Linked DNA regions of Mus musculus: region 2 is linked to region 1. Evidence: chromatin loops called from intact Hi-C (ENCODE). Cell type or tissue: heart. All regions are shown on one strand. Each heading gives the region's core, and the rest is flanking DNA. Links, peaks and the distances in the headings are about the cores only. Region 1 holds the start of Abi1 (abl-interactor 1). Region 2 overlaps Acbd5 (acyl-Coenzyme A binding domain containing 5).

The links. A loop is a pair of places that touch in the nucleus more often than their neighbours do. Peaks named below come from ENCODE experiments on the same cell type or tissue, not always from the same donor. Only the 100,000 strongest peaks of a DNase experiment are listed, where the experiment ranks them.
Region 2: it touches region 1 in a loop (4-fold over the local background); 11 of 42 quality-filtered maps call a loop at or near these places.

What each region holds. Positions count from the first base shown.
Region 1 is chr2:23,035,271-23,048,161 of GRCm38, reverse strand. It overlaps Abi1 (abl-interactor 1), which reads left to right and starts at 7,921. Exons shown (of 11, transcript NM_001077190.3): 1 at 7,921-8,213. The coding sequence starts at 8,097. In heart, for the core only: a CTCF peak has its summit at 7,689 (motif pointing left); DNase peaks (open chromatin) are centred at 7,941 and 8,781; H3K4me3 peaks cover 2,573 bases; H3K27ac peaks cover 1,631 bases.
Region 2 is chr2:23,086,339-23,099,229 of GRCm38, reverse strand. Acbd5 (acyl-Coenzyme A binding domain containing 5) reads right to left here. Exons shown (of 14, transcript NM_001355637.1): 7 at 11,611-11,745; 8 at 9,442-9,639; 9 at 8,648-8,754; 10 at 4,713-4,941. Among named protein-coding and RNA genes, the nearest start is that of Acbd5, 24 kb to the right of the region's middle. In heart, for the core only: a CTCF peak has its summit at 6,799 (motif pointing right); no DNase peak of the experiment used is centred there.

The sequences.
Region 1 (12,891 bases), core at 3,092-11,091:
ACTTCCTCCAACAAGGCCACACCTTCTTCAATAAAGGTCACATCTCCTAATAGTGCCATTTCCTGTAGGCCAAGGATTCACATATATGAGTCTAGGGGGACCATTCCTATTCAAACCACCATGGATATGTTCTTCCTTGGAAACAGTTATATGCATGTCTAGAGCTGTTATTAGTTATAGAAACAGAGAAAATACTAAATCGATGTATTTACCAGATACAGAGTGGGGAAACTTAGGAAGGAAGGCCATAGCCAGTAAGGTGAGTGAATTCTGCTACCTACTCAGACACTATGTGGCTGCATTCTTAACTTTCAGATTGATAGACATGAATCTAAAAGCCTAAAAGCCATTTCAAAAGTTTTATCTGAAACTCAAAAGGGCATTAGGTCAGATATAGGAATGAGAAATAAATGGATATTAAGGGTAACTAAAAATAGGAGCTGGAGGGGTCTGGAACTGTCTCTAACACTGTTGCCTGTCTGGGGACCCTTTCCCATAACTGGACTGCCTCATCTAGCCTCAATAGGAGAAGATGCGCCTAGTCTTACTGAACTTAATATGCCAAGGCTGGTTGATATCCATGGGAGGCCTGCCCCTTCCTGAAAAGAAAGGGGGGAGGACTGGTGAGGGTGGGAAGATTGGGAAGGGAAGAGGGAGGAGAAACTGTGGTTGGAATGTAAAGTAAATTAATTAATTTTAAAAATAGAGGCTGGAAAAATGGCTCAGCAGCTAATGACAGTGGACCCAGATTTGGGTATATTCCCAGCATCCATTTGGTGGATAACAACGGTCTGTAACTCCAGAAGCTTGGATGCCCTCTCTGTCCTTTGCTGGCACCAGCCACGCACGCACATACAGTAGACATATGCAGGCAAAACAGACATAACTATAAAAGGTAAATAATAGCACCATTTTAAAAGAAAGGGCACTACAAATAGCTAAAGAAAAAAAAATAGCTAAAGAATTTTTGCTTTGTTTTGTTTTTGAAGACAGGGTTTCTCTGTGTATCTCTGGCTGTCTTGGAACTGGCCCTATAGACCAGGCTAGAAAGACTACTGCTCAGAGATCTGCCTGCCTCTGCTTCCTAAGCACTAGGATTAAAGGTAAGGGCCACCATGCCTAGCAGCTCAAGATGATGAAACTCAAATAAATCATATATTCATTTACAACCCTCAACACAGCATAGCTTGGTTGGGTCTTTTTCTGAGTGTTTCCATTTACAGTGTCACACACACACACAAATTTAACTGTGTATTCTGCATGTGAGAGAAAATATGACATGTGTCTTCCTGAGTCTGACTCATCCAGTCTATTTCATTCTTTTCATCAACTTTTCTTGCAAATGTCAAAAATTCACCTTTTTTCCCCTAGCTCAATAAATTTTTTGCCGTTTATTGTTGTGAGGTGGTTACCAGAGAAGACTGCTCAGACAAGGGATGAAGCCTATTGCAATGGTTTGTCTATGCTCAGCCCAGGTAGTGGCCTTATTAGAAGTTGTGATCCTGTTCGAGTAGGTGTGGCCTCATTGGAGTCAGCATGGCACTGTGAGTGTGGGCTTTAAGACCCTCATCCTAGCTGCCTGGAAACCAGTATCCTGCTAGCAGCCTTCAGATGAACATGTAGAACTCTCAGCTTCTCCTGCACCATAGACACTGCCATGCTCCCACCTTGATGACAATGAACTGAACCTCTGAACCTGTAAGCCAGCCCCAATTAAATGTTGTCCTTATGAGAGTTGTCTTGGTCATGGCGTCTATTCACAGCAGTAAAACCCTAACTAATACACCTATATAAAGTCTTTACTAGCTGACCAGTGACCCCAGTATAGTCCCGACCCTGTTTTGGGGTGAGCTTTTAAGCACAAAAACCATATCCTGGGTTGACACACTTCTGTTAACAAGAAGAGTTAACCAGAAGCAGGACTACAGAAGCCAAAAAGCAAGGTGAGAACATTTAGAGTCATTCTCATGACTATGGACTTCGATGGATCAGGTCTTTGTTTTACTTTTGGCAGGTGGTGCTATGTGCTAAATTTCATAGCCTGACTAGTATTTCCACCACGGAGTCAATTGTGTTAAGTTCTCAGGGCCTACTAAGATCTAGGGCCCTGTTAGCTAAATATGCCTGTGTCCCTCCTTGCCCCCAGGGATTCTTGGCTGATAATGGTCCTTAAAAGCATCAGAAGCCAGGACCAGCTGTGGGGAGGCAGATCAACTTTACTTAATGTGACACAAGGTTTATATAATCTGGGGAATGTGAGCAGGGTCAGATTAGCTGAAGGCTTAAGATACCAAATGCCTCTTTTTTTTTTTTTTTTTTTTTTTTGAGACAGGATATCTCATTACTCAAAGCTCACCAATTAGGCAAGGTTGGCTGGCCAGCAAGCCCCAGTACTTTCCAGCAGCACTGGGACTATAAGTGTGTGCCACCAAGTCTGGAATTTTTTTTTAATAAAAAAATATGGGTCTCAAATCCAACTCAGATTTGAGACCTGTTTGCCAGGCAAGCACTTTATTGGCCAAATCATCTCCTCAGTTCCTAAACAGAACTTTTTTTTTTTACTCATTCCCGTGTACTTTAATATTGTTACCTCAAAGGATCTAGAATGGAAAATGGCAAACCTCTGGGCATGTCTATGACAATCTGCAGATTAGGTGAGCAGAGACCAGAAGACATGCCTAATGTGTGGGAGGCACTGTTCCCTGGACTGAGAACCTAATCTGGATAAAAAGAAGAAAGAAAATTGAACACCAGCATCCAACTCTTTTGTCTCCCTAATTGCATAAACAATGTTGCCAACTACCTCCTACATCTCCCACTCTGCTTCTCACCAGGGTGGACTCGATCAGCTTGAACATAAAATAACAGCAAGGATTTTTTTTCTCTCCTAACTTAATTCTTCTCAGGTGCTTGTTTACACTGATGAGAAAAAGCACCCATGTGGGTCAGTGAGATAGCTCGGCAAGGAAAGGTGCTTGTATTTCAAGCCACATGACCTGAATTTGATTTGATTCTGGGATTTACATGGTAGAGAGATTCACCTTCTCCTTAAATTGTCCTCTGGCTTCTACACGTTTTCCACACATGCAAGCTCTCTCACACATACACATAGTTACACACCCATACCAGGCACATATACACACAAGATAAATAAATAAATAATGTTATAAAAATGTTTAAAGAAAGAAGGAATGGAGATTTAATTAGGGAGAGGATAAATTAATACAGAAGAAAGAGGGTAAAATAACCACTAAGGTGTCTGAAAAATCTTAAGAAATCATTTATTACCAATATACCTAAAATTACATGTAAGCCTGCATATACATATATAGTTTAAATGATATTTGCCCATCCAGGGTGACAATGTCTTTTCCCTGAAGAGTCATAAACAATGCCCCAACACCAGGCATAAAAACCCTTTTTTGTTTGTCAAGATTGTCCAAGAGTCTCCCAAAACATTTCAGGCTATTTCTGTGCCTTTGGTTGCCTCCCAGAAGTTGAAGATAAGTCTCCATTGCTAAAGATAACCTAGGTGTCTTTAATCCCATCACTTGGAAGGGAGAGGAGGGGGGATCTCTGAGTTCGAGGTCTGCTTGGTGTATAAAGCAAGTTCCAGGACAGTTGGGGCTACCCTGTCTTGGGGTGGTGTCGGGGACGGGACTACACCATATGCTTCAGACATCTGACCCAGCTGATCTGAACTCTTTGTGATCTGAAAGCCTCCTTCCTGAGGACAAGCTTTCATGATACTAGAATGTGCCATGCACGCACGCTTCCAAGGGAAGGAAGTGAGCAATAATTCTACCCAGCTGTGATGCCTGTAGAGGGACATTGTACAACAACCCTAAGGATGCAGTAGTGGAATGAATAGTTAGTGGTAATCAGGAGCTTTCTGTAGGCTTATATATATATTTTTAAAAATCTATTTTTAATAAGGGTTCTTTAATGCTTTAGCCTCCCTTCTAGCCCACCACCCATCAGAAGTAGTGGAAAGGAAAGGTTCATGGGGCAAAGGAGGATGCGCTCTTGTTTAGAAACAGTTCTTTGGAGCAAATCCAATCTGCTTTGTCAGCAGGTCACTGGATCCACTCACAAACATCAGTCTCTTTTTATTTTTTTTTTTAAGAATTATTATCGCTTCTCGGTCTTTTGGCTAAGATCAAGTGAAGAATTATTTATTTATTTAATGTTTATTTATTTATTTTATGTACACTGTAGCTATCTTCAGACATACCAGAAGAGGGCATCAGATCGCATTACAGATGGTTGTGAGCCACCATGTGGTTGCTGGAAATTGAACTCAGGACCTCTGGAAGAGCAGTCAGTGCTCTTAACCACTGAGCCATCTCTCCAGCCCCAACACCATTAGAGTATCAGCGATGGCAGTTCGATCCAGAAGAAATCATAAGACTCTGCCAACCTGCCTCAGTCCTTGGAAGTGGCAAGAAGAAAAACCACCTATGAAGTCACATCAAATGATGACCAGCAATGGATGGCAAGGTGAGCCAATACCATACAGCATTGTCCACTGTCTGCTAGGTTATATTTATACCCTTTCTAAACATCACACGTTCTCTCAAGCATCGGCTCTAGCAAAACATCACATACCTCTTTTCCAGGCTGCTTTCATAGAAACACCACTTCAGCTTTCTAGACAGATTATATTCTTACTCATCAAAAGAGAAGTCATGCCTGGCACTGGAATCCCAGCCCACTAGCCAGGGCTAATGAACTCATGGATCTTGGAGGAAAACCTACAACCACCACTTTACTAAACCAGCATAATCCATAACTACACTCTAAATATGTTTCCTATGCCTGTAGGTAAATGTAGTTCTCACTCTTCAAGCAGGAAATTTCTCCTTGCCTCATACGAAGACCATTACAGAAAACCAGAACTGATATAACCCTGTTTTCGAGACAGGGTTTCTCTGTGTAGACCAGGCTGGCCTAGAACTCAGAAATCTGTCTGCCTCTGCCTCCCGAGTGCTGGGATTAAAAGCATGCGCCACCACCCCTGGCTGGAGAGATCACTTTAGAAGAGGCAGATTGTAAGAGCCAGAGGAACCCGAAGCTAGCTGTGAGATTTCACCTCCTAGAAATGACAACCAAAGTGTGGACACTTTGCCCCTTCTTAGAATTGGAAACAATCACCCATGGAAGGAGTTACAGAGACAAAGTTTGGAGCTGAGACAAAAGGATGGACCATCTAGAGACTGCCATATCCAGTGATCCATCCCATAATTAGCCTCCAAACGATGACACCATTGCATACACTAGCAAGCGTTTGCTGAAAGGACCCTAATATAGCTGTCTCTTGTGAGACTAGGCCGGGGCCTAGCAAACACATAAGTGGATGCTCACAGTCAACTATTGGATGGATCACAGGGCCCCCAATGGAGGAGCTAGAGAGATCTGCAACCCTGTAGGTGCAACAACATTATGAACTAACCAGTACCCCGGAGCTCTCGACTCTAGCTGCATATGTATCAAAAGATGGCCTAGTCGGCCATCACTGGAAAGAGAGGCCCATTGGACACGCAAACTTTATATGCCCCAGTACAGGGGAACGCCAGGGCCAAAAAGTGGGAATGGGTGGGTAGGGGAGTGGGGGGAGGGTATGGGGGACTTTTGGGATAGCATTGGAAATGTAATTGAGGAAAATACGTAATGAAAAGAATATTTAAAAAAAAAAAAGAAATGACAACAAAGCCTCACCCACTAAGTTTCATCAACATGGCTATCTAAACAAGACCTGAATTAGAACAGGAACAGATATTATTAACAGGAAGAGGAAATCTCATCCACCCTCAACCCTTGACAAAGAGCTATCGGAAGCTAGCAAGAGAAATAGTCATTCCCAAGGAAGAGCACCCGAACTGGATATCCAATGTCAAGGTCAGCCTTGACATAATGTACATACATATGGATTATAGAGACTGAGCAGGTAGGTTTACATGTTTTGGAAGCTATACACATACACATATACATACACATACTAATTTAAGAAATAGAGGTCATGATTTTGAGAAAGAGAAAATGGGGGGCTACATAGGGAGAGTTGGAGGAAGAAAAGCAGGGATGCTATGATTTTATTATAATTTAAAATTATATATTATATATAGTTATATCTTAATTAAAATTATAATATATAAATAAATGAAGGGGGACAGGAGAGATGGCTCAGTGCTTAAGTGCATGTATTACTTTTGCAGAGGACTGGAGAACAGCTCTGAGTCCTCATGTTGGGTACCTCACAAGTGCCTATAACTCTAGTTCTAGGGACATGTACTGTGTTTAGTCTCAGCAGGCACCTACACTCATGTGCACACACCCACAAACAGACATACTCTCACACGTGTAACGTTTTAATATTTGGGAGGAACAAAAGGAAACAAAGAAAAGTAACGAATGCAGTCCTTCTCGATGAACACCTGTGGAGGGCCCAGATCTTGGCTGTTGAGAACAGCAATAAACACAGATGTGCATGTATCTCTGTGGTATGTAAACATACAGTCCTTTGGGCATATACCAGGAAGTGGTGGGGCTGAATCATATGTTAGTTAGCTCTATTTTTAGCTTTTTGAGGAACTTCCACCCTGGTTTCCATTGTGGCTGAACTAATTTACATTTCTGGTACCAGTGTCTAAGATTTGCCATTCCCCATGTCTTTGTCAATATTTATTGTCATTGTTTTCAACAACAATTTCCAAAAGTTTGCTGAGTACTGTTGTTACTTCAAAAATTGTGATTCTCAGTGAGTCCCAGAGAGGACTGGAAATATAGGTCTGTAAATAATATTTAAATTTAGGCAACTCTTTTCATAGCCTATTATTTCAAAATAATTTAATAGTTCTGGTGATATGACAGCTTGAAATACTGTCAAAGACCCTTTGAGACATTTGCAGAGCAAGTGATAAGAAATAAGAACAAAACAATTTTGTACAATGCAAGACAAAAACTCCTCCTCCTCCTCCTCCTTCTTTCTTATTTTTTCCTCTTCTTCTGTAGTTTCTCCTCCTCCTCCTCCTCCTCCTCCTCCTCCTGGTTTTTCAAGACAGGGTTTCTCTGTGTAGCCCTGGCTGTCCTGGTACTCACTTTGTAGACCAGGCTGGCCTCGAACTCAGAAATCCCCCTGTCTCTGCCTCCCAAATGCTGGGATTAAAGGCGTGTGCCACCACCATCCGGCTTTCTTTCAATTCTTTTTTTTTTTTTTAAAGATTTATTTATTTATTATATGTAAGTACACTGTAGCTGTCCTCAGACACTCCAGAAGAGTGGCATCAGATTTCGTTACGGATGGTTGTGAGCCACCATGTGGTTGCTGGGATTTGAACTCGGGACCTTTGGAAGAGCAGTCACTGCTCTTAACCACTGAGCCATCTCGCCAGCTCCCTCTTTCAATTCTTTAGGGTACAAATTATCCTTGCTTCATTTGTTTCTGCAATATCAAGCACTACTGCATGATGTACATCTGAGAATTGATAGTTTTCAGGGTTTTAAATGAATTGGGGCATAAGTTAAGAAGGCAAAGTCTCTCTTACAAAATTGAGGAAGTCAGGATTCAGATTTCTATTTTTAATCGTTATCTGATTGGATGCCTTTGACTTACTGACTTTCCTAAGTAAGTTCTGCCAATTTTCAATGTTCTCATAGGAAAAATTTCGTTGTCTAGATCAACTTGTGGCGCCATCTTCTGGGGCCTTAAGAAGACTCTCAAGATTTAAAACTGTATTGGTTTTTTTAAAGTCTTCCTAGTTTTTGGAAGTTCCTTAGACGCATGCGCGGCCTAGCCAGGAAGAAACTACAATTCCCAGAAAGCATTGCTATAGTGGATGGGTGGGGGACTCCCGTTGTCATGGGGGAAATGATTCTCGCGAGAAAGTGAGCCTGTGGCGGCTGTGCGTCCTGGGTGGAGGGGGTGGGGGGGAGGAGGCGGGGAGAGTAAGGAGGAAGAGGAGGAGGTGCAGTCCCACAATACCCGGCGGAGGGAGGGTGGGTGGTTGGCGTCTGGTCTGTGCGGAGCTCGGGTCCCCGGCGGACTCAGCTTCCTCTGTCTCTTTAATGCGAGAGGAAGCGATGCGGAGGGGTGGAAAATGGCAGAGCTGCAGATGTTACTAGAGGAGGAGATCCCGTCTGGCAAGAGGGCGCTGATAGAGAGTTACCAGAACCTGACCCGGGTGGCGGACTACTGTGAAAACAACTATATACAGGTGAGGAGCTTGAGCGGCCGGCGGGGGCGGCTGGGACGACAGGCAGGCTGGGCGCCGTGGGGACTGCCCTACTCCGCCACCCTCCGCCCCAGCCCGAGCGGCGGCCGCCGCGGCGATACAGGAAGTGGCCGCCTTGAGAAAATGGGTGAGGAGCAGGGCCGCCGCGGGCGCCGCTGACCCGATGCCGCTCCCCGCAGCCTGCCCGGGGCCGCCTGTGCTCCCCACAGCCTGCCCGGGCGTTGCTCCCTAAAGCCTACCCCGGCCGAGCTCTGCTTCTCGCCGTCTGCCCGGCCCAGCTGTGCTCCCCACCACCTGCCCTGGCTGAGGTCTGCGCCTAAACCCCGCCGCTTTCCCCGCCAGGGATCTGTTTCCTGCAGCCTTCCCAGGCCGGGACGTGCTCCCGGCAGTCTTTCCTTCCCGGTCTCCGCTCACTGCAGGCCGCTCTTCTTAGTCGGGCTGTATTCAGCTTTGCCTCTTTTGGCTGCGGTTGGTTCCTAAGACCCCCCACAGCCTTCCCTGGCTGGGGTCGGTCCTGGCTGAGGTCCCCCTGGAAATCCCGCAGCCTCCCTTGGTCTCCTTGGAGCTCAGACTTCGCTGTCGCCCCCATGTCCGGTGTGATGAGCCTAGGACTGGGACAGCTGCGAGAGGAATGGGCAGGGAAGGAAAAGTGGGGTGTGTGTGTGTCGTTGGAGGGTGGGGTGAGGGTGATTATGTCAGTTCATCCTAGAGGGTGTGCCTTTTATTTATTTAAAAAAATTGTCACGAGTCACATTTGTACAGACCTCCTAATCGAGTGCGGAGAGTGACTGCTGAGGGTGTGATAAAATCCATATTAAAATTCTTTTAATTGAAGGAAAAATGCGTGCTTGGCGATTTTCAAGTTGGGCTTTTCCTCTTCCACCTCCTCATATTTACTTCCGCTTTAGCATAATGTATACTCGTTATTATAAAGCACGAATGATTCATAGGGAAATTCAGTGGGAAATCTGTTAAATACTTTTCTTCCTCTAAATGTTCTTGGACTGTTGGCCTTGAACGCAGTAGTGTTATCGTGGTTGCTTATGTTCTGAGATTTCTTTCTATACTGAGTTAATACATAGAAGAATATGAATAAAGTAGATTAGCAAACATTATGTAGTCTTTAAGTCATAACATAGAATTGCTCCTTAATTTATCAGGAAATTCTTGGCACTTTTACTATGCCATGCTTGCTTGTGTTTATCAGCGATTGTAAGTGAATTGTATGTAGTAGTTTGACTTGTCCCTATGGTTGAGTAAAAATTAACAGTTTTCACTAGAAGCAAATACAGTAGTGGAATTCTTTGTATCAGATAATGAGAATAGAAATTCATTTCTTGTTGATAAGGCAAAACCAGAACAGTCTTTGAAAAATAAGGAATATTGTACTTTGGACCTGCAGTATTTCTTAAAGTGCCTTTCATGTGATTATCATTTTCAAGAGCGGCTAATTTCTGTTCTAGCAGATTCCTGTAGATTTTGTTTTCAGAAGGAGATGCTGTCTTGAGACTTGTCTGAGTATTTGTCATTTTCCATATTAGTAACATTCTATCTGGAGTGGTACTCCAAGGAGTTTGTCTTCCTACTCTCGTTTCCAGCCTTTGACTTTGGTAATCTACTCATAAACTTGTTGAATGCTTCCTGTGTCTTCTGTATAACTTGGTTTTGAAAACTATATGGCTGTTTAAAAACACATTTTAAGCAGCAGAAGGGCTGCCTTAACCACTGTTAAGAGCAGTTGGTGCTTTTGCAGAGGACTCGGGTTCAGTTCCCAGCGCCCTCATAGTGGTTCACAGCCATCCTTATCCTAGGGGGTCCGTGTCCTCTTCTGACACCTGTGGGCACCAAACACACATTCAGTACACATACACACATACACACATGCATACACATAGGTACGATGAGTGAGTTTAAACCTATTTCAAAATCATACAGAAATGTGGATATAGTGTGGAAATAGAAAGGTGATCTTGTATTTTATAGATACTAAAAAATGTACATCTTTTATTTATTTTAGTATGAAAAACCTTGGGTTTGTTGCATCTTTGGTTCCCAGCACTTGTATGAGGCAGGTTACAACTACCTCTAACTCCAGCTTCAGGGGATCTAACACCCTATTCTGGATGTATGGGGTCCTGCACTCAGGAGTGCATGGACACATCCACAAACAATTAAAAAGTGGATAGACACACAATTTAAAGCAACCCACTTTAATTGGTAATAGTGCTGATTAGGATAAGTAGTTGTGCTATTTGTTTTTCTTTGTGTGTAAAGTTTGCGTTTGTTTTCAGACACAATCTCATTCTAGACCAGGCTGCTGACTTTCTATCCTCTTGTCAGCTTCCAGGTGCCATGCAGCTGCCATACCCAGCTGAGGTGGGAAAGGGTTTTTATGGGGGGTGAGATGGGGGACAGGGTCTTATTATGCCATCTTGGCTGGTCTGGAGCTTATTACATAGACTAGGCTGGGTGACAGAGATCTCTCTTCTCTGTCTCATCTACTGAGATTAAACATGAATCACCATGCCTGAGGAGAAAAATTGTCATACTTACTGTGAGACGATTGCTGTGTGTTTTACCATGATAATTATTTTGTTGTTTTCTTATGTTTGGAAAATTCAGCCCTGTTTGCTGAGAAGTTATTTTGGCTAGTTCTTGGGCTTTGGGCCCTGCTGAGTTTAGTACTTAAACTGAGTTATTAAATGCAGATCTTATTGAAAGCTTCTTCAGCTCCTTAAAAAGAATGGAGTTTTAAAGTTATGGGGTGAGGCTGGAGAAACAGCCACACCAGAAGAGGGTCCCATTACAGATGGTTGTGAGCCACCATGTGGTTGCTGGGTATTGAACTCAGGAACTCTGGAAGAGCAGTCTGTGCTCTTAACCGCTGAGCCATCTTGCCAGCCCTATTTTTATTGTTTTAAATCATATGTATATATGCGTGCTTCTGCTGGGCATATGCACATGAATGCAGGTGCCTACACAAGCCAGTGGCATCAGATCTCCCTGGAGCTGGAGTTACAGTTGGTTATGAGCCTCCTGATATGGGGGCTGGGAATCCAATTTGTGTCCTTTGGAAGAGCAGTCTGCACACTTAACTGCTTAGCTCAGAGAAAAGCCAGCTCTAAAGTACAAACCTACCTGCTCTTCTGTTTGCAGCTTAGAACTTGGAATGTATTTTCAAAAGAATGGTTGCTGGAGCTGTCAGGTTCCCATACTGGTCCAACAGGTCTACTTACTCTAAGAACATTCCTGAACTAGTCTGAGGTCTAGATTCTCATGAAAACTGTGTGATATACAAACTACTCTACCCACTTGTGGAGTCTGTCACACCTAAGGAATCTGCCAATCACTAAATGTATAGCCAAGCAAAATTTATTTAACTTTCCTGTGTCTAAATTTTCTTACTTATATGAGGGCACTCCCTATGACAGCCAGCATATAAGGATTAAATACAAAGTAGAAAGATTACAGCACAATAGAAACTCAATAAACAGACTCAATTAAGACTGGTTCTCCATATCTGTGTGATTCGACAATCATGTATTAAACCTACTGCTGACCCAATGTGCTGCGCAGATTTTATTGTCACTCTTCCCTAAAAACTATTGTGTGTGAAAACTTAAGAATTTAGGGTCAGCATCTATAGCACAGAGGGCAGGAATAGTGAGCAGTTGGGTAGATGGATTCAGCACTAAGGAACAAAGATGGGCTTCTCTCTCAGACTTCTGTATAGCTGGGTTATTGCTGGAGGGTCTGTCTATTTTAGGGAGGGGTTTTCTGCTCAGTCAGTAGGATTTTCTTTTCAAAGTACATCATTGAAAGGATAATAGGGAAAATAACAATGCACTTTGATAAAGAAATAGTTGACTTGATAATTTTAACAGTATACGTATATAGTGGACTTTGGGGTTGCTTTTTAGTGGTACTACTCTGTTGACCCAAATAAGTTTACCCTTGGCTCTGTTGATTTTTCTCCACTTATAAAAAATTTTAGAATTAATTGCAAGTGTATCCATGTTCATAACAAGAATCTGAAAGCAAATAGAACATCTTAAGAAAGGTAATGTTTTTGTCGCTAAGTGATGTGATGGCCTGGTGTGATGACTGTTGCCTGTAATCCTGTGGTAGGAGGATCACTAGGAGTTCATGGCAGCCTGTTGAGGTACAGAGTGATCCAAGTTAGCCTAGTCTAGAATGAGACTCTGGCTCAAACAAATGACAGAAGAATTAGCTGTAAAACTAAGTTCCTTCTTTTCCCCACTTTATCTCTCCCTTCTTCCTCTCTCTCTCTCTCTCTCTCTCTCTCTCTCTCTCTCTCTCCTCTCCCTCCCTCCCTCCCTCCCTTCCTTCCTCCCTCTCTCCCTTTCTTCCCTTTTATTGTAGCCCAGGCTGATTTCTAACTGGTAGGTAGTTGAGATTGACCTAGAATTCCTTTACTGCCCCTATCTTCCATATTCTGTGCTATGCAGCTGTGTGTGATTCTTCACAACTGTGTTATCCTACTTGTTCCTATTCCTGCCCCAAACTACCACTAGTTCATCTTGGGTGTGTGTATTTGTGTTGGGAGGGAGAGATAGAAAGAGATGGATAGATGGATTCATGCAGATGCCACAGTGCCCATTTGGAAGTCACACAGCCTTTGACGGTTTGTCCATTCCTT
Region 2 (12,891 bases), core at 1,984-9,983, 52 kb before region 1:
TAGCTCTTGCAGAGGACCTGGGTTTAGTTCCCAGCACCTGCATGGTAGCATAAAACCATTTGTAATTCCAGTTCCAAGGAACCTAACACTCTCTTCTAAACTCTGTGGGCAACAGCCATGCACATGGTGCACTATACATACAGGCAAATATTCATACACAAAATAAATCCTTTTTTCCAAATTTAAATGCTCATTACTGCAAATAAAACTGATTTAAACTAAAAAAAAAAAAAAAAAAAAAAAAACCTTAATTGTTCTTTTAAAGTATTAAAAGTTAAATAACAAAACTTTCCTTCTTGGTTTCAATATATTGCTAACACATAAATGGGATTTCAAATTATAAGATGCATACTCCTTATACATATTAAAATATCTAGCTACTAAGATTTTCCTATATTACCACTTATTTTTTTATATGCACTGATTTAAAACTTGGCCTTATCCTTCATGATTATTTACTATTTAAATCATATTACAAGCATTTCTCTCCACCACTGACTCTTACTCCAAAAACACTTATATAATTTCATAAATTCCTTAATATAAAAATGAAATAATTGATTCAACCATTCTGCACACCGGACCAGAAATTATAAAATTCTGCTAATACACAACCAGGTACAGTGAGTGGCACATGCTTGGGAGGTAGATGCAGGAAAAGGAGAGGTGCAAGGTAGTCCTGGGCTACATAAAGAGGTCAAGGCTAGCCTAGCATACATGAGATTCTGTCAGAAAAAAAACAAACAAACAAACAAACAAAAAAAAAACAGAAAACAATTATTTTAAGACTAGGTGTGGGGGCTGGAGAGATGGCTCAGCAGTGTCTGTCCTTCCAGGGGACCTGAGTTCAGTTTCTAGCAACCACATGGTAGCTCACAACCATCTCCAATAGGATCTGATGCCCTCTTCTGGCATGCAGGTGTACATGCAGATAGAGCACTCAAAATAAATAAATCTGGGTTTTTTGTTTGTTTGTTTGTTTGTTTGTTTGTTTGTTTTTTGAGACGGGGTTTCTCTGTCTAGCCCTGGCTATCCTGAAACTCACTCTGTAGACCAGGCTGGCCTCGAACTCAGAAATCCACCTGCCTCTGCCTCCCAAGTACTAAAGGCGTGCACTGTCCAGCAAATAAATAAATCTCAAAAAAAAAAAAAAAAAAAGACTGGGTGTGGTATTGTACTCCTTTAATCCCAGCATTTGGGAGTCAAAGACAGGCAGATCTCTATGAGTTCAAGGCCAGTCTAGTCTATGTAGAGATCAAGGATAGCCAGGGCTATATAGGGAGACCTCATCTCAAAAAAAAAAAAAAAAAGCCTACAATTATTTTAAAATTATGTGTATGATGTCTGTGTGCCATGGCACATATGAAAGTCCTAGGACAACTATCAAAAATCACTCTTTTGCTCCACTGTGGGATCCAGGGACTGAACCATCAGGTGTATGTAGCAAGAAATTTTACCATCTCTCAGGCTTCAAACCAAATTTTTGTTAATACAAATAATGTTGCAATAAATGTCTTTGTATATTAATCTACCTCTAAATTTTTGTTGACTCCTATGTTAGTTACTTTCCTGGTTGCTGAACAAATTACCTAGTCAAAGCAACTTAAGAAAGGAAAGCTTTAGCAAAGCAGTAATGGCATGCACCTTTAATCCCAGCACTTGGGAGGCAGAGGCAAGCAGATCTTTATGAGTTTGAGGCGGGCTTCATCTACAGAATAAGTTCCAGGACAGTCAAGAAAGCGCCTATCTCAAAAAAAAGAAAGGAAGGAAGGAAGGAAGGAAGGAAGGAAGGAAGGAAGGAAGGAAGGAAGGAAGGAAGGAAAAGGAAAGGAAGGAAAAGGAAAGGAAGGAAAGAAAGAAAAGAGAAAGGGAGGGAGGGAGGGACAGACTGAAGGAAGAAGGTAGGTTTTATCTGGGCCTCCAGTCAAGAGGAAGTCCATCACAGGGCTAACATAGCAGCAGGAGCATGGGGCTACACATCACAGTGGGTGTGAAGTTAGAAAGCAGAGTTCAATGAATACCAGTGCTTATTTCAGTTCCTCTTTTTTTATTCAAAGTCCTAGATCAATTAATCTACTAGACATTTCTCTTAAGCCTGCCCAGTGGCTTGACTCCTAGGTGACCCTAAATCCTATCAGGTTGGCAACCAATTATTAACCATCAAATGCCTTTAGTACAGATTTACAGATTGTAATATGATGCTATTGAATCAAAATATTTCAAATTTGTCAAGGTTTTTAGTATTGCCAACTTATTTTTCAGAAAGCTAATGAGAGGTTTATGTTGTTCCCCTCTTGTCCTTCATGTGTTTTCTCTCTCCTCTCCTTCCTTCTCTCTCTCTCTCTCTCTGTGCACATGTGTCCACGTGTGTAGTGTGTTGCTGAGATTTGAGTCCTCACATGTAAGAAACAAGCATACTGTATACTCTTTTTTTTTTTTTTTTTTTTTGGTTTTTCAAGACAGGGTTTCTCTGTATAGCCCTGACTGTCCTGGAACTCACTTTGTAGACCAGGCTGGCCTTGAACTCAGAAATCCACCTGCCTCTGCCTCCCAAGTGCTGGGGTTAAAGGCATGCTCCACCACACCCAGCTATTGTATACTCTTATAGAAATGGAGTGTTACTGATCTTTCCTCATAACAGAAGCTAAGGGTATTTCCTTCTTGCCTTTCCCACACACTCTTGGTTCAAAGGTATAAGCAGGAAATAAGTGTGAAAGCACACCCCAGTTAATTTAAGCTCTGGATACAGTTCTATATATAATGCAAGTAAAGGGCTAGGCCTATATAAAGTCAGTAAACTGAGTATAGAATGCAATCCCTGATATCGTCTCTACTTCTATGTATTTGTGTACAAAAGCTTCTCCCAAATACACAGACTCTACATATAGTTCTTCAGCACTGCAGCAGTACAAAAGAATACCAATACAGTAATGTAGTCTTCACCTGGAGTATGGTATGTTTTAAGATCTGTCTGTCTGTCTGTCTGTCTGCCCCTCTCCTCTCTCTCTCTCTCTCTCTCTCTCTCTCTCTCTCTCTCTCTCTCTCTCTCTCTCTGTGTGTGTGTATGTGTGTATGTGTGTGTGTGTGTGTGTGTGTGAGAGAGAGAGAGAATATGTTTATGTCTGTGCAGGAGAGAGAGAGAGAATATGTTTATGTCTGTGCAGGTGTCTACAGAGCCAGAAAAGGGTGCTCAATTTCCAGAACAGGAATTACACGCAGTTCTGAGCCCTGATATAGGTGTTGGGAACTGAACCTAGGTCCTTTGCAAGAGCAACAAATACTCTTCATCTCCAAGCCATCTCTCAGCCCCTTAAGTACAGTTTATTTTTAAACAAGCTTTGTGTTAGATGACTTTGCCCAAGAGCAGGCTGACAAGTGTTCTGAGTATAGTGAAGACAGTTAGGCTATATGAATATTAACTTATAATACAAGTTATAAAGGACGTATTGGGCCTTAACCCTATTGAAATTTGAGAAGTATCCATACTTTGTTCAAATGCTTATTTCTCAATCCTACTTTTTCCCTTTCTTTTTCTCTATCAATGGCAGGGACTGAACTCAAGCTATGACTGGGTTATACCTCTTATTCTACACTACAATTCTAAATTCTATATATTTATGTTCTCTCTCTCTCTCTCATCTTTTTCTAATAAATTATTTATTTATTATATATGTGTACACTGTAGCTATTTTCAGACACCTCAGAAGAGGGCATCAGATCTCATTACAGATGGTTGTGAGCCACCCTGTGGTTACTGGGATTTGAACTCGTAACCTCTGAACAGTCAGTGCTCTTTACCACTGAGCCATCTCTCCTCTCTCCTCTTTCAACAGTATCTTCATTTCTTACCAGAAATAACTACAACAAATACATTTACTTTTTTTCTCATTCATATCTAGTCTACTCCCTGATCACATCACTATTCTTTTTTAATTCTTTCACATTTATTTATTTAGTGTCAGATGTGTCAGAGGGAATGCTCATGCCAAGGCATGCATTAGAGGTCAGAGGACAACTTAATGGAAGTCAGATATATTCCCTTCAGTCCAGGGATCAAACCTAAGTCTTCAAGTTAGGAGCAAGCATACTTAGCCTCTGACTGTCTTGCCAGCCCACATTGTTCTTGTCAATGTTTCAGTTTCAGTGTTCCTTCATGCTTACTAGCTGACTTGTAAGGAAAGATGAAAGATTCAGACTGACTTTTGCACAGGGAACAAAAGTAGCAGCAAAAGTTAGAGCAGCCAGTGACTGCTCCGAAGGAAAGGCAAATCCTTACAAACTCTCCAGAACAGGCCGCCAGAGCGGCTCAGCACACAAGGACACTTAGAACAGGCCACCAGAGCAGCTCAACACACAAGGACACTTGTTGCCTAAGCTCATAGACCTGTCTTTGATTCACGGGAGCCACATGATGGAAAAGACTGACAAGTTGTCCTCTGAGTTCCAAATGCATGCCATTGCATGTAGAGTGTATACACACAAACAGACAGACAGACACACACATTCTCTCTGTCTCTCTCTCTCTCACATACACAGACACACACACACACAAAATGTTCTTTTAGAAAACAGTATACAAAAGATGTAAAAAGTAAAGCTGGGCACTGTCACACCAATAGGTGCCAGCCAGACGCAAAAGGATCACAAGTCCCAGGCCATGTCTAGGCCCAGACAATGAGACTGTCAGGGATCAGTGAAGGCGGAGCACACACCTCTCCCTCTCCTGACACTGGAGAAGTCCTCGCTCTCTCCACCTCTCGTCTCACGGTGCGGTGCTCCACTGCTACTTCTGCCATCTTCTCCTCCGTGTTTCACTTCGCCTTTTCCTTTGACTGCTACCATCCACATTTTCCCAATGCTGCCATTTCCAGGAGATTGCTGAGCATCTTCACAAAAACCAGAACTTTCCAAGTGCTGAGTAGGATCACCACCTAAATAATACTGAAAGTGTCCATTGTTTGACATAAAGCTGGCTAAAGACTACACATTTAACATGACAGTTAAGACTTAAAAATATAAATGATAGACCAAAGTTTTCATAGTAATATAAGTACTGTTTTTCTAAAAGGATCCTTTCATGTTCCTGCTGAAAATATTTCTTTGTTTAAAAAATTCTGCAATTTATATGTGGCTTCCCACAGACAGGAAATAATAGAGATAGGAATTTCCTTTTCAAGGAAACAGGATCCTTGCTTACCAACTTAATAAGGAGTCAGAAGAGATTATTACTCCATTGTCTGCTGAGATTCATGAGAAACAACATGCAGCACAGACTTCAGAGGCCAATCAAATTGGCACCTAACCCTTACTAGCGCTGAGTAGCGACTTTGGTCAGGAAAGGCTTCAAGTGAGAACAAATGAGTAAAGTCAGGTGTGGTGGCGCAGGCCTTTAAATCCCAGCGCTCAGAAGTGGAAGCAGACAGATCTTTGTTGGTTAGAGGACAGCCGGGTCTACATGGTAAGCTCCAGACCAGCCAGAACTACAGCCAGCCACTGATGCAAAAGCAAAAAGCACAAGTGAGCATGAGCCAGACCAACGGCTTCACGGTGACAGACGCCAGCAATGTAGGTGGATGGAAGATGGTTTGAAAGCTTCCAAAAGAATCATATTGGTCTTAAAAACAATTGCGCGGAAAGCAAGAGAAGAGCTCTGCAGACTAGACAGTTTGGTGACATACTACAATAAATACAGAAGATGAGACTGTAGGAGAACAGAAAAAGAAAACGGTTCAGAGACAAGCAAGTGAAAACTGAAGCCATAGGTGTCTCAGAGTTTCTGTTATGTGCTAAATACACCATGACCAAAAGCAAGTAGGGAAGAAAGAGTTCATTTTACCATACAGCTTGTACGTCATCACTGAGGCAAGAAGGGCAAGGCAGGAACCCATGAAAGAGTGGTGTTTACTGCCTTGCTCTTCACGGCTCACTCAGTTTGCTTTCTTCCACCATCCAGGAGCATAGGCCCAATGGTGCTGTGTCTGTCCACAGTAATCTGGGCCCATGTACATCAATCACAATCAAGACCCCACAAGGATATTTTGGTGGGAACATTTTCTCAATTGAGAGTCCCCTTCCCAAAGTTACTCCAGCTTCTGCCAAGTTGACATAAAACTAGTGCCAGCACACTAGGCAGAGTGAGTTCAGAAGAGAGAACACGCTGTGTTTTGTTGACAGTTATCAGCCATATCATGGCTGAAACCAAATAAGCAGGAACCAAGACTGGACTCCTAAGGATTAAGAAAGATGAAGAAAAAAGTGAAAACATAAAAGTATATGCCATGCTGCACAAGGGAGGAATGAGGGAGGCACAGGCAGGTGCCATCACAGGTCAATCTCTATCAACACCAGACATGAGTGCATATGGAGTTCTGAGCCAGCCAAAGCTACATAGTATAGCTTTATCTTGAAGGGGGTGGGGGGGTACTAATAACTAATTTTCATGGGTTTTTTGTTGTTTTTTATTTTGTTTTTTATTTTGTTTTTGGGAGTCTTACTATGTAGCCTTGGCTGGCCTAGACCTTTCTATGTAAACTAGGCTGACCTCAAACTTGGGGATATGACTGCCTCTGCCTCCCAACTGCTAGAATTAAAGGTATAGGCCACCACATCCAACCACAGACAATCTGAATATTATTTTTACGAAAGTAGTTTTTGGTTTTAAAGTTTTCATTTTACTTGTAGTTGTGTGTGTGTGTGTGTGTGTGTGTGTGTGTATACGTGCGCACATGTAAACATTTTGTATGTGACTTTGTATGGTGTTTGCAAATAAGAGTAATACCCTTAAAGCCCAGAAGAGGGCACCAGATCCCCCGCAGCTGGGTTCATAGGCAACTGTGACCTGTCTTGACATGGATGCTAACACTCGAAATTGGGTCTTAACTGCTAAACAAGCTCCCCAGCCCTAGAACTAAAAATTTTAACTGACTGGAATATAGTCAGTATGAAGAATTTACATCTGAAGATCATTCAATTTTCTTCACTAATCAATGTTTTAGCAGGGACAGTAGCATAAACAGTTTTGTACAGAGAAGTATCACCTGTCAATAAAAAGCTGATGGTCTATTAGCTAAGGCAGGAAATAGAAGGTGGGAATTGTGGTAGAGAGAGATTGGAACTCTGGAAGTTAGAGAGGTGAGAGACTTTGTCCAGACTCAGAAGAGATGGACGAATGAAAATGAGGAGAGGTAATTAGCCAGGTGGGAGACACAGACTAGAATAAATAAATGAACCCATTTGTTATATAATATTTTTGTTATAAAAGTTATGAGCTAGTCAGGGAATGAGTCATAGCTTTTGGCCTAGGCATTTATTCATAAATAATTAAGTTTCAGAGTCATTGTTCTGAGAACAAAGAGGCCAGGTAGAAAAGCTCATGGTTACACAGTTTACACCTCCATTCTCCCTGCTACAGAATATTTATAAAATGCACATAAGGTAAATTATCATGGAATTCTATATTATTATATTATTCTACTATTATATTAGCATGCTAATTCTAATGTAGTGTTCTAATATAATTGTATTCTAATTCTACTATTGTAGTATTCAAATAAAATGATGTGGTATATTATGTGTGTGTGTGTGTGTGTGTGTGTGTGTGTGTGTGTGTGTGTGTGTGTGAGATATGCCCATGTATCAGTGCAGGCATGTACCCCCATGGTACACATGCAGACAGTATCTGATCGCCTATAGGATTTCTCACTGAACCTAGACCTGACAGCAAAAAACCCCAGTGGCCATCCTCTCTCTGCTCCCCATGGTATTGAAGAGGGTCAGGCACACATAGCCACTAATGGCTTTCTTTTCCTTTGAGACAGTTTTACAATATAGCCCTGAGAGACTAAGCTCACAGAAATCTGCCTGTCACTGCTTCTTGAGTTCTGGGATTAAAGTTGTGCACCACCATGCTGGCCTCTACACATGGTTTTGATATGGATGCTGAGAATTCAAACCTAGGTGCTCACATATTTGTGCAGTAAGTTCTCTTACACACTGAGCCATCTCTCACCTTTATTATAAACTTTAATTTACACATACTCACACACACATAAAACTATAAATGTTTAAGCATTTTCAAGGTTTAGTCATGTCTGTGTGTGTGTGTATGTGAGAGAGAGAGAGAGAGAGAGAGAGAGAGAGAGAGAGAGAGAAAGTTTATGCATGTGTGATATGTAGTAGGTACTCCAATGTGTTCATGGCTGTTATTTTAGCAGAGAGCCACAGCCCACATGTGGTAGTTAAAGAACCACAAACTCAAATGTCTACCTTTGCTTTCCAGTAAACAGGGTCTTTTGTTCTTCATCAGGACATACAGCAGTTTAGTTGGCTTATGACCTTCTACATCCCATCTCACTTTTGGAGTACTAAGATTACAAACATCCTCCAGCTTTGTGCAAGTTCTGAGAATCTAAAGTCTACAGGCTTGCAAAGCAAACACTTTGCCCTACAATAGGCATGTCTCCAAAGCAATGAAGAGGCTTCTTAGCTACTAACTGAAGTTATGCATTAGATGGCTTTTTGCTAGTTCTTGTTAACACACAAAGTGATGGGTTTTATTATGGCATTTCCATTCAGGAATGTCATACTATATTCTGTGCACTGGAAACACCACTCAAAAGATCTGCCAATAGGAAAATGTCATCTTTACCTCTTCTTGTCCAAATTGCTCCATAGAGTCACAGTACACTTCACTATCTGAATCACTTGTTAAATGGTGTATTCCTGAAGCATCTTCACTGGGATCTTCATTTCTATCTAAATACAAACAAATGTCCAGACAGTGTAACTATACTCTAAGACAAGAAAAATATATTTTCATTCATTTTTAACAATTCGGCATTATACTCATTCTGGGAGAGAAATCGGTCTACCAGGATGGTCTCAAACCTCCAAGGTTCCTGCCTCAGCTTCTGAAGTGCTGAAGTTACACATAGTCCACTCTTCCTGATTCCAAGTCATGGTTTTTAAATAAGCTTCCAAAACTTTATCTACTTAACTGAACAAACTTCAGCTAGACTCAGGCAGTTAAGGCAGGAGAATGATCAGCAGTTCTAGGCCACCAGGTCTACAAAGCGTGATCCTAGCAAAATATACCATGGCTCAAAGACTAGGGGAGCTGGCGGCCAACCTAAATTCAGTCCCCAGAACTCACATGGTAGAAACTCAAGTTGTCCTTCCTGACCTCACAGACCCTCCACAGACTTACCATGGTACACACAGCACACATGATGAACAAAATGAAAAAGAAACAAATGTAAGAAAATGCCCTGACTCTAATTCACTGTGCTTCAAAGCAACCAACCCTTACAGTATTAACAAACCCTAAGAAGATATTACTAAACATGAAAATTTAAGTCCTAACTGATTTCTAACCATCCTAGAACTAGTAAGAGTGTTTTAACTGTTGGAAAATGATTGGAGAGGATCACGTGAGGACAATACCTTGGTGAGCACAGACAATGGTGTGTCCTGTCTGCTGAGAGCTCTCATCTCCAGGCTTTTCATCTTCACTGCTTCTGGTGCTCCGGGAAGAATCAGTATGAATGTCACTCTGTATATCCTGAACAAAGCTACCTTTATAGCCATTGGTAACAATGATTTCCAAATTCTTATCTGCTGATTTCTTCAGCGTTTTCTTATCTTGTATGGGAAAAAAAAAGAAAGGAGATGTACAAAAGTACCCTGTAGCCAGGCATAATGACTTAGCTTTTAATCCCAGCACTCAAGAGGCAGAAGTAGATGGATTCTGAGTTCAAGGCCAGCCTAGTCTACATAGAAAGAAAAAAAACATTTTTTTCCCTAGAATCACTAGTCAATTCCCAAACTACCAAAATCCTCTGAATGGCTTCCCATCTAGATAGGAGAAATGAGTGGCTCCTTGCAAAAGGAACTACTACATACCAAAGCTCACCCAAAATTCACATTAACTTTTCAAAATGCTCCCATTCCCCACCACTATTCCTCCTCCTCTTCCTCCCCTCTTCTTCCTCCTTCTCCTATTCCCCCTCCTCTTCCTCTGCTTCCTCCTCCTCATCTTCATCATCTTGGGCAACAGAGATTGCCCAGCACCCACGTCAGACTCACAATTGCCTAGAGCTCCTGCTACAGAGGATCCAATACTTTCTGCTAGCTCTGTAGGCAACAATACGCTCACATAGACGCACACGAAAACAAAATAAATCTCCATATGGAAAAAAAAACCATTATCTTGCTCTTTCGTTTGGTTTCTGTAGGTATTACAGCACTACTCACAGAGACTGCCTCCCAATCACTGAAATTAAAGGTGTCCACCACCGTGAAAAAAACCCAGTTTTGGTTTTTCTGAGAAATGGTTTCACTATGTGTCCTTAAATGCTCTATTTTCACTTTGGGCTTCTGGCACTAATACAGTCTGAGCAGCCGTGCTGAGTACCTTTAAATGAAAAGATGTGTAGCCTTTGCTGGAAAACAGAAAAGAAATGGGAGGGGAAAAAAGAGGAAAAGAGAAAGATGTGATTCTATTCAAATAAAAAAAAAAAACAGAATTTAAGTGTTGACGCATTATGTAGATGTCAAAAATTCTCATGGCAATAAGACAGTGAAAACAGGAAGAGAAAGAGGAGAGAAGAGGAAGGAAAGAAAGAAGTTGTCTCCAGAGATTGCTGAGTATTTGGGTAGTTAGAATTAGAATAAAATCAACTCAAAACACTGAGGCAGTGTTTCGGATAAATTAAAATTATAAGTACTGGAATAGAGAGACGGCTCAGCGGTTGAGAACACTGGTTGCTCTTCCAGAGGGACTGGGTTCTATTCCCTACACCCACATGGCATCTCACAACCATCTGCAATTCTAGTCCCAAATTCCCTTTTCTGGCCTCTGAGGGTACTGCACACACATAGTACACAGACACACATGCAGACAAAACACGCCTACACATAATAAAAGTAAATACCCTTTTCTTAATTATATGTCATTGTATGCAGAACATTTGGAAAAGTAGGTTACTCTTGTCCACCCTAAGCTAACTCCTATTTGATTGATGATTCATTAAGGCTGGCTACCTAGATAGTCCATAGCAGAACTTTTTTTTTAATTTATTTTCCTTTTTTTTAATTAGATATTTTCTTCATTTACATTTCAAATACTATCCCAAAAGTCCCCTATACCCTCCCCCAGCCCTGCTCCCCAACCCACCCACTCCTGCTTCCTAGCCCTGGCATTCCCCTGTACTGGGGCATATGATCTTTGAAAGACCAACGACCTCTCCTCCCACTGATGGCCAACTAGGCCATCCTCTACTACATATGCAACTAGAGACACAGTTCTGTGGGGTACTGGTTAGTTCATATTGTTGATACTCCTATAGGGTTGCAGAACCCTTTAGCTCCTTGGTTACTTTCTCTAGCTCCTTCATTAGGGGCCCTGTGTTCCATCCAATCGATGACTTCAGCATCCACTTAGCAGAACATTTTGATCCACTGAAGACCTTGATAGTACAGTCAATACCCCAAATGCTGCCACATGCATTAATCATATACAATTTTTTTCAAAAATCAGCACAAATTTTCTCTTGTCCTTTTATCAAGTACAAAATTATTATTAGCTGTATTAACCAGGTACCCAACACCTACCATCACTGCCGCTCTGTTCTGCTCCTTTTAACTCTTCTTGGGCCTCTTCTTCTTCAGACTCAGCCCCACTATCACTGCTCTCTGCTTTACCATTAACAGCTTTGGCATTTGAAGAGGTCAGAACATTACCAAGATCTAAAACATGAAATAAAAACATGGGTCAGAGGTTAAGAGCACTGGCTATCCTTCCAAGTTTTGGTACCCACATGGTGGCTTGTAGCTGTCCATAACTCCAGTTCCGCTTACATACACAAAGGCAAAACACTCATACACAGAAGAAAAAAAAGTACCACCTAGTGACTCTTACACATTACCAAGTAGAGCTGCAGCACAAGGTACAATCTTGGCTAACTCTGGAACACAGCTTCTTTGTGCTCTCAGACAACACTTCCCAGACAATTCCAGATCAATGATGCTGGTCTCTTCTTAATCACCGCTAATTTCTTAGCTCCAGCTAACCAGTACCAATTGTCCCAGTAGTTCCTTCTATTTTTCAGTCTAAAGCCCAAGCTACATGGCCAACACTGCAGAGTTCTGCCACTTGCTGGGGCTAGAACGTGGCTCCCTTGTTCTATTACATTATCACCAGCTTTCTGTTTTCCAACTCCTTCATTGCCTAAGTTTGGCTGTCCTGGAACTTGCTCTGTAGACTGACTTTGAACTCAGAATTTCTACATGCCTGCCTCCTAAACACTGGGATTAAAGGTGTGGTCTTCCAACCCTGGATTTAAATTTTTCCTCACCTAGAACTTGCTCTGTCTCAGGCTGACCTTGAACTCACAGATCTCTGGCCATTGCCTCCTGGGATTAAAGGCTTGTGCTACCATGTCTGGACCTAAATTTAGCTGGGTGGGATCTTGCCCCAAGGTTACTAGTCCCTTAATTCAATTTAATCTCCTTGGACACAGGATTCAGCTCCATTTCACTTCCTGGTGCCCCTTTAATATTTGAAACAATTTTATATTTCCCCTTTCTCAGCTTGCTATATGCTTGGTTTAAGCGTTCTTCATGAAACTTAACCAGAGAACAAAGTCCATGATGGCTGTTTCTGAGACTTTCTTTGTCAATGCAATTAATCTGAGTCTCTTTACCTTAGCTTCAGGCAGACTCTTCAGACAAGGACAAAAAGTAGCCATATTTTTCACCAAAAATACCATAAAAACAGTCTCTAGGCCACATATTGACATTCTCCACAGAAACCTGGGTCAGGTTCACACAATTCAAGTTACTCTCAGAAACAAAATTTTCCATATTCCTACTAGGATAGCCCACTAAGCCCCA